Regions from separate parts of the Homo sapiens genome. Here region 2 is linked to region 1. A link is a contact called in ENCODE Hi-C or POLR2A ChIA-PET data. All regions are on one chromosome and are shown on one strand. The core of a region is the stretch at or near the end of the contact, and the rest is flanking DNA. Distances in the headings are between cores, read along the strand shown. Region 1 overlaps CADM1 (cell adhesion molecule 1). Region 2 overlaps CADM1 (cell adhesion molecule 1).

Evidence for each region. A loop is a pair of places that touch in the nucleus more often than their neighbours do. ChIA-PET counts read pairs that join two places held with the same protein, here RNA polymerase II (POLR2A). Pooled maps may share reads with other maps.
Region 2: a map of psoas muscle shows a loop between it and region 1 (5-fold over the local background). The contact joins two enhancer-like sites. A Hi-C loop is called at or near these places in 1 of 168 maps with a recorded cell type or tissue (psoas muscle), 2 of 37 single-sample maps with no recorded cell type and 5 of 50 pooled maps. POLR2A ChIA-PET finds 5 or more read pairs at or near these places in 4 of 52 experiments (A673, AG04450, CD8-positive, alpha-beta memory T cell and 1 more).

The regions. Positions count from the first base shown.
Region 1 is chr11:115,166,735-115,170,742 of GRCh38, forward strand. It overlaps CADM1 (cell adhesion molecule 1), which reads right to left. Exons shown (of 12, transcript NM_001301043.2): 12 at 2,502-4,008. Among named protein-coding and RNA genes, the nearest start is that of CADM1-AS1, 230 kb to the right of the region's middle. Within about 2 kb of position 1,582, at least 6 of the 41 ENCODE cell types and tissues checked have a DNase peak (open chromatin) inside an H3K27ac peak, as active enhancers do.
Region 2 is chr11:115,220,014-115,224,209 of GRCh38, forward strand. All of the region lies in intron 5 of CADM1 (cell adhesion molecule 1), which reads right to left. Among named protein-coding and RNA genes, the nearest start is that of CADM1-AS1, 170 kb to the right of the region's middle. RefSeq lists an enhancer at 2,527-3,335. Within about 2 kb of position 2,563, at least 6 of the 41 ENCODE cell types and tissues checked have a DNase peak (open chromatin) inside an H3K27ac peak, as active enhancers do.

The DNA of each region.
Region 1 (4,008 bases), core at 332-2,831:
CCTAAAGCGGGTGCCATGCTAGGGGGGATGATGTCCCAAAGATTCCCCCGAAAAGTTGCTGGGAAAACCCAGCAAACACTTATTGGGTGTAGGGACACAGAGTCCGGATAGGTTACGAGTTTCCTTTCGGGTCCCTCTAGCCAAGACAGAAACACAGCTCTAGAAGCCCAACACTAGAAATCTGTTCATTCTGCCTCAGAAGAAAGGGGCTTGAAGTGAATAGAGACAGGGAGGGGGTGTGATAGATACTGCTAAGGCCACGTGGAGTGCAGGGCGGAGGCTCTGCTGTGATTCATGGTTGAAGGGAGTTTATTGGAAGTTAGCTAATAAAAGCTCCCAGCTATACTCAAGCATCTGTGTTCTCCCTGGCTGGCAACACACCCTACATAATAGTTGGTGTGATGGCAGAGTCGAGTGGAGACACAAATATCTATCCATCACACCAAATTCATTGGGTTAAACTCCCATCACCCAGAGCTGACCCTTTCCTTCCGGAGGAAGTAATGAGCTAGAAATAAGTGCTATCGGAAGCTGAGTCTAAGTAAATCTGTAATCACAGACATTTCAAACGGTAGCTTCCTTCAGTTTGGGCTTTTCAAACAGATGGATACTCTACCATGAAATTGCCAAGATTAAAAAGAGAACACTAGTTTAACACACATGGCTGGGGAAATGGCCGGGGCCATCTACAGAGCAGGATTCCCACATCTTGGCCAGAGACTTGCTCGGCATTCATGGGAGGTAAACAGCCCCAAAGAAAAGCAACTGCATTTCTTTCTTGGTCTTCCATGTTGGCAGAGGGGAGACAAATGAGGACACTCTGGTTTGGGGATGGCATGAATGAACCACACATGTCCATAAATAAACCCGGAGCCCTCCAAACACACTGCTTGTTTGTTCACACAAAAGCCAGCCTGGCAGCCCTCTGGCCCAGCCATGTTCACAGTTGGATCCTTAACGCACTGTGAGTGTTCAATCAAACTTTTAGTGGTGAAACTCTGGGAGCAGAAAGCCAGCTAAGCCCAAATGGTCCCTTTGCTTTTCCATCTTTTGTGGCTGCCTGGCTGTGCTCTTACGGGTTTTGTTGTCAACAAACTCCTGGCTTGCCTTTGAGCACTCCAAATTATTGAAAATGACTACAGCTTAAGACTGGCAGGATGATTGTTAAAAACAGCCCTGGCATTAATCATAGCTTAAGAGCTTTTGGAAAATGATTCTAATTCAGAAGGGGTGGCTTACAAAGAGCCTTGTCGAAAGTGAAGCAGACATCAAATTCTGAAAGGCAAAAAGCCTCCTTGGTACCCACACCTGGCTTCTTCTGCAATCCAGTTGGCAGAACTGCATGGGGGGCACGGCTTACCCCACCAGCTCACCCCATCTGAGACCACCTTGGGTTTTGCCCACGAGTCCTGTATCACCCCTACCTCTGATATGGGGACCTTGAGATGGGAGAGACTTCAGGGAGCACCAGCAGTTACAGTCTTCCTGGCAGTCCTGGGACTAAGGAAGAGGTGGCCTTGTTTTCTGTCAACAGTTGGCATGCCTTAGACCAGTGCTAAAATAAGCTGTGTGCATAGAGGCAGCTGCGTAGGCAAACACATGGTCAGCATTTGCAAGGAGCCAGGCAGGGCGACGAGCTAATACTTCTGCCTTTTGCCTGCCTGGCACAACAAAGGAGAATGATTTTTGCCATCAGCATTCTCCCTATCACGGAATCATTGCACAATTTAGTATGATTAATGGTTTCCATTTAGGAGAAGCTGAGAATGAAAACAGTGGGGGAGTGGTGGCACTCGCTGGGGGTGTCTGCGGGTGATACTAGAGTGAAAGGGAGAGAGAGCTGGCCGTTGCCTGCCAGCCTGTATCTTCCAACCTTTACTTCCAGGCACGACTGGGGAGACACGGTGGGGCAGAGACACATGGCTTTTGACATGCTTTTGCAGAAACAGTCTGAAAGCTGCAAACTTGTGAGGCACTGTTTGCTGTTTCATTCTTGCATCCTTCCCAATGTTTGTGACTGTGAAGCCACTCCCTTTTACCTGCCAAAGGGAGTGCCAATCCCAGAAGTTCCTAACTAAGGGCTGGGGCTGAGAGTGGTCAGGGCACAGTGATGAGGATAGTGGAACTAACTACACCACTTCTTGACATTCCTGATGGCCACGCGGGGATGCCACACAGGGAGGGAAGGACCCCACCCATGTGCTGGGACTGTAGGGGTGGCCTCCAACGTAGCCGTCTGTCTCTGGAGCACCCAGCTGGTGGTAGACCTAGTCTCAGCTCTCATCGGGTGGCTTTCCTGGGAGTTCTTCTTCTCCCCTCAGTAGCATCCTTTTATTTCCACTTCTGTAGGCTTCTTTTTGGGTCTCACGGCTGCTGCAGGTGAGTGGTGAGACAAAAGGTGCCATAGCCAGGGACTTGTGGGTGCTGATGGAAACCAACCAGGAAAACACAGAGAATTCAAAAGGGTCTGCATTTTTTTTTTTTTTTTTTTTTTTTTTTTTAAGGCATAGCCTTTGTAACTGAAGCCAGATAGAGAGAAAATTGGTGATCTTGGCTGGGGCTAACGTGACTCAAGGCCCTTCTCGATGCATTGGTGTCTCTGCAAGGAAATCTATTATTTTCCATAAACTGTCTTAAGCATCTCCCGGGCTACATTTCTGGCTGTGTTAAGAATCAAGCCATCAAGAACAGCTGTGAATGTTATACAATTTCAGCAGCAGCAATGGGCTTTGGCAGGGAAGTAGGAGCAAAAAACCCAAGTAGGACATTTCAGTTGACAGTAATGGCATTTTCCCTTCCTTGTCCAAACGATAAAAGATTCATGTTCCTAATTGCAACACTATAGCTGCCCTCATCACTTTATTCTGGGAGAGGAGGTTAGAGAAAACAGGCCTAGAGAGAGGGAGAGAAAGAGAAAGAGAGAGAGATGGATAGTAATTTCGTCACTAGCTAACAGAGACTGATTAGTGCAGAAGATTCCCTTCCATAGCAATACTTTTTAATCAGGTCTGCTGTGTCTGGGCAAACAGCTTTTGTGGATTAGCTAGACTTGCACTTGCCAGCATCCATTGCAGGTTTAAACGATGAAATACACAACTACAGAGAAAACAAACCAAAAAGAGTAATAAAGTCACACATTTCAATATTCAGCAACCATTAAGGGATTTAAATATTTGCTTGCTATTAAAGGCCTGCATTAGGCTCTTCCAACACCAGCTCTGGAAGACTGAAATATCAATTACGGATCAATTTTCCCCCTAAGTAAACACTAATGCAGGATAAACAGTATTAGAAGATGCAATCGTAACATTGCTGACTTCAGGATGGACTTCCTGCTGGTAACAGCAAGTTTAAGCCTGGTGATTAATTAACCTGAGAAGATAGCACTTAAGGAAGATTTGAGGCGGTCACGTCTGAAATATGACTGTGAGCCTGTGCACGTCTGGAGGGCAGCTGAAGTCCCGGGCCCAGAGAACCGGTTGATTTGCCCCTCAGTAGTGGTTCTCACCTTCCCCAGATCAACACTTCGAAGGATTAGGAGGGAGTAAAATGGGAGGCGCAGGTAGGTGTGCATGTGTGTGAGAGAAAAAGCAGTAGACAATGTCAGGTTCCTTGTTGGAATACATTCTGCATTTCAATAGGCAAGGCTCGAGTTGTATTTCCCAGCACTGACCACCAGGGGCAGTAGACATTTTATGTTTTTTGGGAATGAAAAAAATAAATAAAAACATAAAAATGAAACAAAGTTTCCTGTGTACTGAAGAGGCTGGAAGCTGAGGTTTGGAACACCTGAAAACAGAGAAGATTCTTGCTTTCAGGTCTCAGTTCAGGGATGCTCATGTGTAATGATGTGAGTGTTGGGTGGGGGGTGGTGGGGGGGGACTGAATCCTGCAGTTCCTATTAGAGGCACATTTCAACATTTTGAGATAAACACAGATAAGGCAAGGACTATAGTTTGCATTTTTAAAAGAGGCCATATTGCATTCTGAAGGCCCCTCACAATATAT
Region 2 (4,196 bases), core at 1,313-3,812, 54 kb after region 1:
AGCCCAAAATTTGGGCTGAAATGTAACATCTGCTTATAGGTTAATCTCTGATCTACAGAAAGGCTACGTTTTTCATGCACTGCTGACTTTGGCCATTAATTAAGAAGAAGCAGAATGCTTGCTGGCCTATGTGGAAGGATTTTGTTTTTCTTCTTTTTTCCTTAATGTAATTTACAAGCAAACAGAGAGGGCATATTTTTCAGCATAGTGCACTAAGGATTTTACATGCTCAACTTCCATCAATAATAAAGACAGTGTTGAAAAACTTAATCCACCCTGCTTCTTCAGTACCACTGAGTTTTAGTTAAATGCTTTTTTATGTTCCTAATGAGCTGTTTATCAGTTGCCAATTATTCACATAAATTGGGAAGAACAAGCTAAGGATTTGTTATACCCAAAATTTATTTTAAAAACCATTTACTAAATCACAAAAAATACACCTTCAGTTTTGATAACTGATTTTCCCAATTTACTCTTTAAGTTCTGGAGAAACATCTACTATCTACTTATGGCTACAGCTGCCACAGTTACCGTAATAGCTGGCTGAAAAGGTAAGCGTTAGTCTTGCCTGCATTATACAGAAAAATGTTCCCCTCTGTTGACACATGCAGTATTTATAGGCATATTATCTGACCACGGGCAGATGAGCTATCCTCTCGCCCAGCCTAGGAATCAAATATTATAGAAGGTCTATGTGCCGAGATCTATCCCTGGGTGATGGAAACTTAAAAATAAATTCTGTTCCCCTTCCTTTGTCCTGAAAGAGAAACTTAAGCGTTTTCAACAGGTGGAATAGAAACCCTGGGATTCCACTGGCACCTCTAGAACTAAGGGACATTAAATTTTCCATTGAAGAGCCTAACTACGATATGAATATGTCAAAATACCAAACAATCCAGATGGCTGATTGAATAGCCCAGAGCTCATCATTTATATTTTAATTATGTTCATAAATCAAATGTTATAACCCACCAAACCTTTTCTGAAACAGAACCAGCCTCCAAGATTTATTTTTAAGTAATGAGGTAAAGCCTAGTACATTTTCTGGGGGATCATTTTACGCCTCGGTTGGTGTTGTAAGGCATGAGGCCAAAAGCCAGACGATACTTTCTACCCAAGTGCAATAACTGCCCAGAAATGTATCACTCAGAATGGCTTAATGTCATTATAAAATGGAACTGCTATATAAAAATAAGAAAAATAGTTAGGTCTGTACACTTAAAGAACATTACAGTTATAGACATGGCATCATCAACAGCCAATCAATTAGGTCGAGGGATCTGAGGTTTTCATAATACACTGTGAATTTTTTTAAACCCTGTAAAAGACATTTAGCAAGACTGCTATAGCAGACAAATTTGTTCATTAGTCAAAGTTGCACAGAGGGTTAAACACCAGGAGGCTTTAGGTCACACTACAGTAGCAACCAATTAAAAAAATAATATTAGAAAGACATTCTGATTTGATGAGACTTTCTTTAAATGTACTTTGCTCTCTCTATAAAGGGAAAAAATATATAAAAGGAAACTCTTAAAGAGGTTGGAATGGGTTGCTGGCAGATTACAATTGATTTCATGCCAGTCTGACCTTGCACCACATTCTGTGATCTTTTCAGAAGATGAAACTCAAGATTCTGAACCTGTATTTCAGTTTCCTATGTAAATGAAAAGACACAGTCTCCTCTGTAGGTCCAAACACTAACGTATCAGGTCTTTGCATTCCTTTATTTAGAAAAAGGTACTTTGCAGTTTCTTCATGACTGGGATGTCACCCTTCCAGGGTAGCAGAGAGGAGCAGAGCTGAGTCAGTGGAAAAGGCATCCTCATACCCTGGCAGGAGACATGCCAGCGGGAGACCTATTATCCCTGGAGTCCCCACAACCTTCCCTCTCTTCCTAAGAATTTCTAAATCAGGAAATGCAGGTGTCATATTTTCTTTGATGTGCTCAATGCAACTAGGTCCAGGGGCTTGAGTGCAAATCTGTTTCTGCAACTGCATTTGGGACACAGGCTCTTCTTCATGTTTCTTACTTAGATTTCACCCAATATTCTGAAACACCAAGGAGTATGGGGATTTGATGCTTGTGGATCAAGTGCTAATTGTTTCAAGTCCTACCAGGGAGAACTCAAGGGCAGCATGAGCACAGATGATATCAGAATGTCTGGGTAGCGGGTCTGGGTCAGCCCCTGTGCATTCAAGTGAGGAAGCATTGACTGAAGAGTCTTTGTCAATCATGGAGGATTATTGGAGTTTGGAGTAGAACGACAATGCAAAGATTAACCTGAGATTTGGTGAGTGTTAGAAGCTGTTTGAGCTCAAAGCAAGAATCAACCCCTACAATATGGCTGTCTAAATTGTTGGGGGAGGACAGCTTTGCAACTAAAGGAGGGCAATGTCTAGCAATGCCAGGTGACTGGGATTGGTGAATGAACGGAGTCACACAGAGCTCTCAGAGGAGTTAAAGAGAACATCTTGCAAAATATTTGCTTTCTATTGTCATAATACATTCATGAATAATTTTCACTGCCGTTTATTTTGTTTGTTTGCAAGGTGAAGAACCTCCTGCTGTTACATCTGTTGTTATGACTCATAGTACTGAAACTGGGCTTCCTGAAGAGGGCTGAACGATTGTGAGTGGGATGAGTCAAATCTGGTGGGACTGACGTAAGACCAATACCACAGTAGAATGCAGTCTTCTCTTGCTGCAACTTTCAGGTAGGTTTGTGGGTATTAGAATTACTGTTTACAAAAAAGAATCAAATTTGATCCCATGGTGTGGTGGCAGAAAGCTTTGTTCCCACTGCTTTTTAAATGGGGGTACATACTCACAGAATATTCTTCCATGTCTTGGAAGCAATTCTCATCATTTGTAAGCAAACACTGGGCAAGAAAATCCCTATAGCAAGATTTTCTGTACAAGAATCTTCCCTCTGTAACAAGAGAGGGGTTTTTTTGTTTTGTTTTGTTCTGTTTCTTGAAGTCTTGGTAACTAGAACGGTGCCAGGGACTGGCACACAGTAAGCATTCAAGACATAGTTGCTGGATGAATGAATGAAGGAATAAGTGAATGAGAAAGTGAAGAAACATTGGGGCATGGACTTCTCCTTCCACCTTTACTACTGATTAAAAAATAAATAAAATCAGATCACGAGTTCCCGTTAGTCCTCATCACAGAATATAATTTTGTTTTTCTTTTGGAAGGTCAATCCAGCCGCCCAAATCAGAGGTTCAGCCCAGGTGTTCTGCTTTACATATTTCCACTTCACCATACATTTATTTAGCACTTCCGATGTGTCTCTAAGTGGTGTCTTACAGGAAATCAGAAAGGATGTTGTTTGACCATTCCTTTTAGATTTTTAGATGCCAGCTTCACAACTATTTAACCTTCCACACAATCAAAATTTAACCTTGAGTTAAAAACCATTAAGTGAAGTATGTGCATTAGAAGACTGGTTTCACTATGTAAGTATTCAATGTCCACAGCCACACAGACACATCTTTTACAAATACATTAAGGTCAGTGAGATGAGAGGAGGTGGTTCTTAGTAAAACAGGCCTCTTTCTGCAGGGTATGCATTCAGAAGGCAGGTATAAAGGCAAAGGCTTTTCCCTTAAGGGTTATTCCAGTCTTGCTCACGATGTATTTGCCCAACACTCACTCTTTGTATTTTGAATACTGGTTACTCAGCCTCTTGACACTTTTGGTACTGCAGATTGTATCACTAACAATCTATAGTCCTTATAATATCAGGAACTTGGAACCAACACTACTCTGTGTTAACACAAAGAAATAATAGGTTAAAAAATTAGCTTCAATCGGGGTTCTTCATTCCTTGATTATTTCTCATAAGGAATCATAAATACTAAAATAACCTCCCTGAAACTCAATTCACTGCTTTAAAAAAAAAATAAAAGGGAGAGTGGGAGGAAGAGCGTATTCCGTTTAAAAAAAAAAAAAAAAGAGAGAGAGAGAGAGAGAGAGACTGGAGATCAGAGAGAAACAGGCCAAATCTGAAAACGCCAGCTATTATGCTCTGAAGAATACAACCTGGAAACAGAATTGATGAGGGAGAGGATTTGACATAGAAGCTGCTCTTGGGAACTAAGTGTTATCCTCCACTCCAAATAGGAAAGATTTTCTGATTTCCAGGTTTTCCTCTCTCCTTCAATGCAGGGCACTATCGATACCAGAGAAA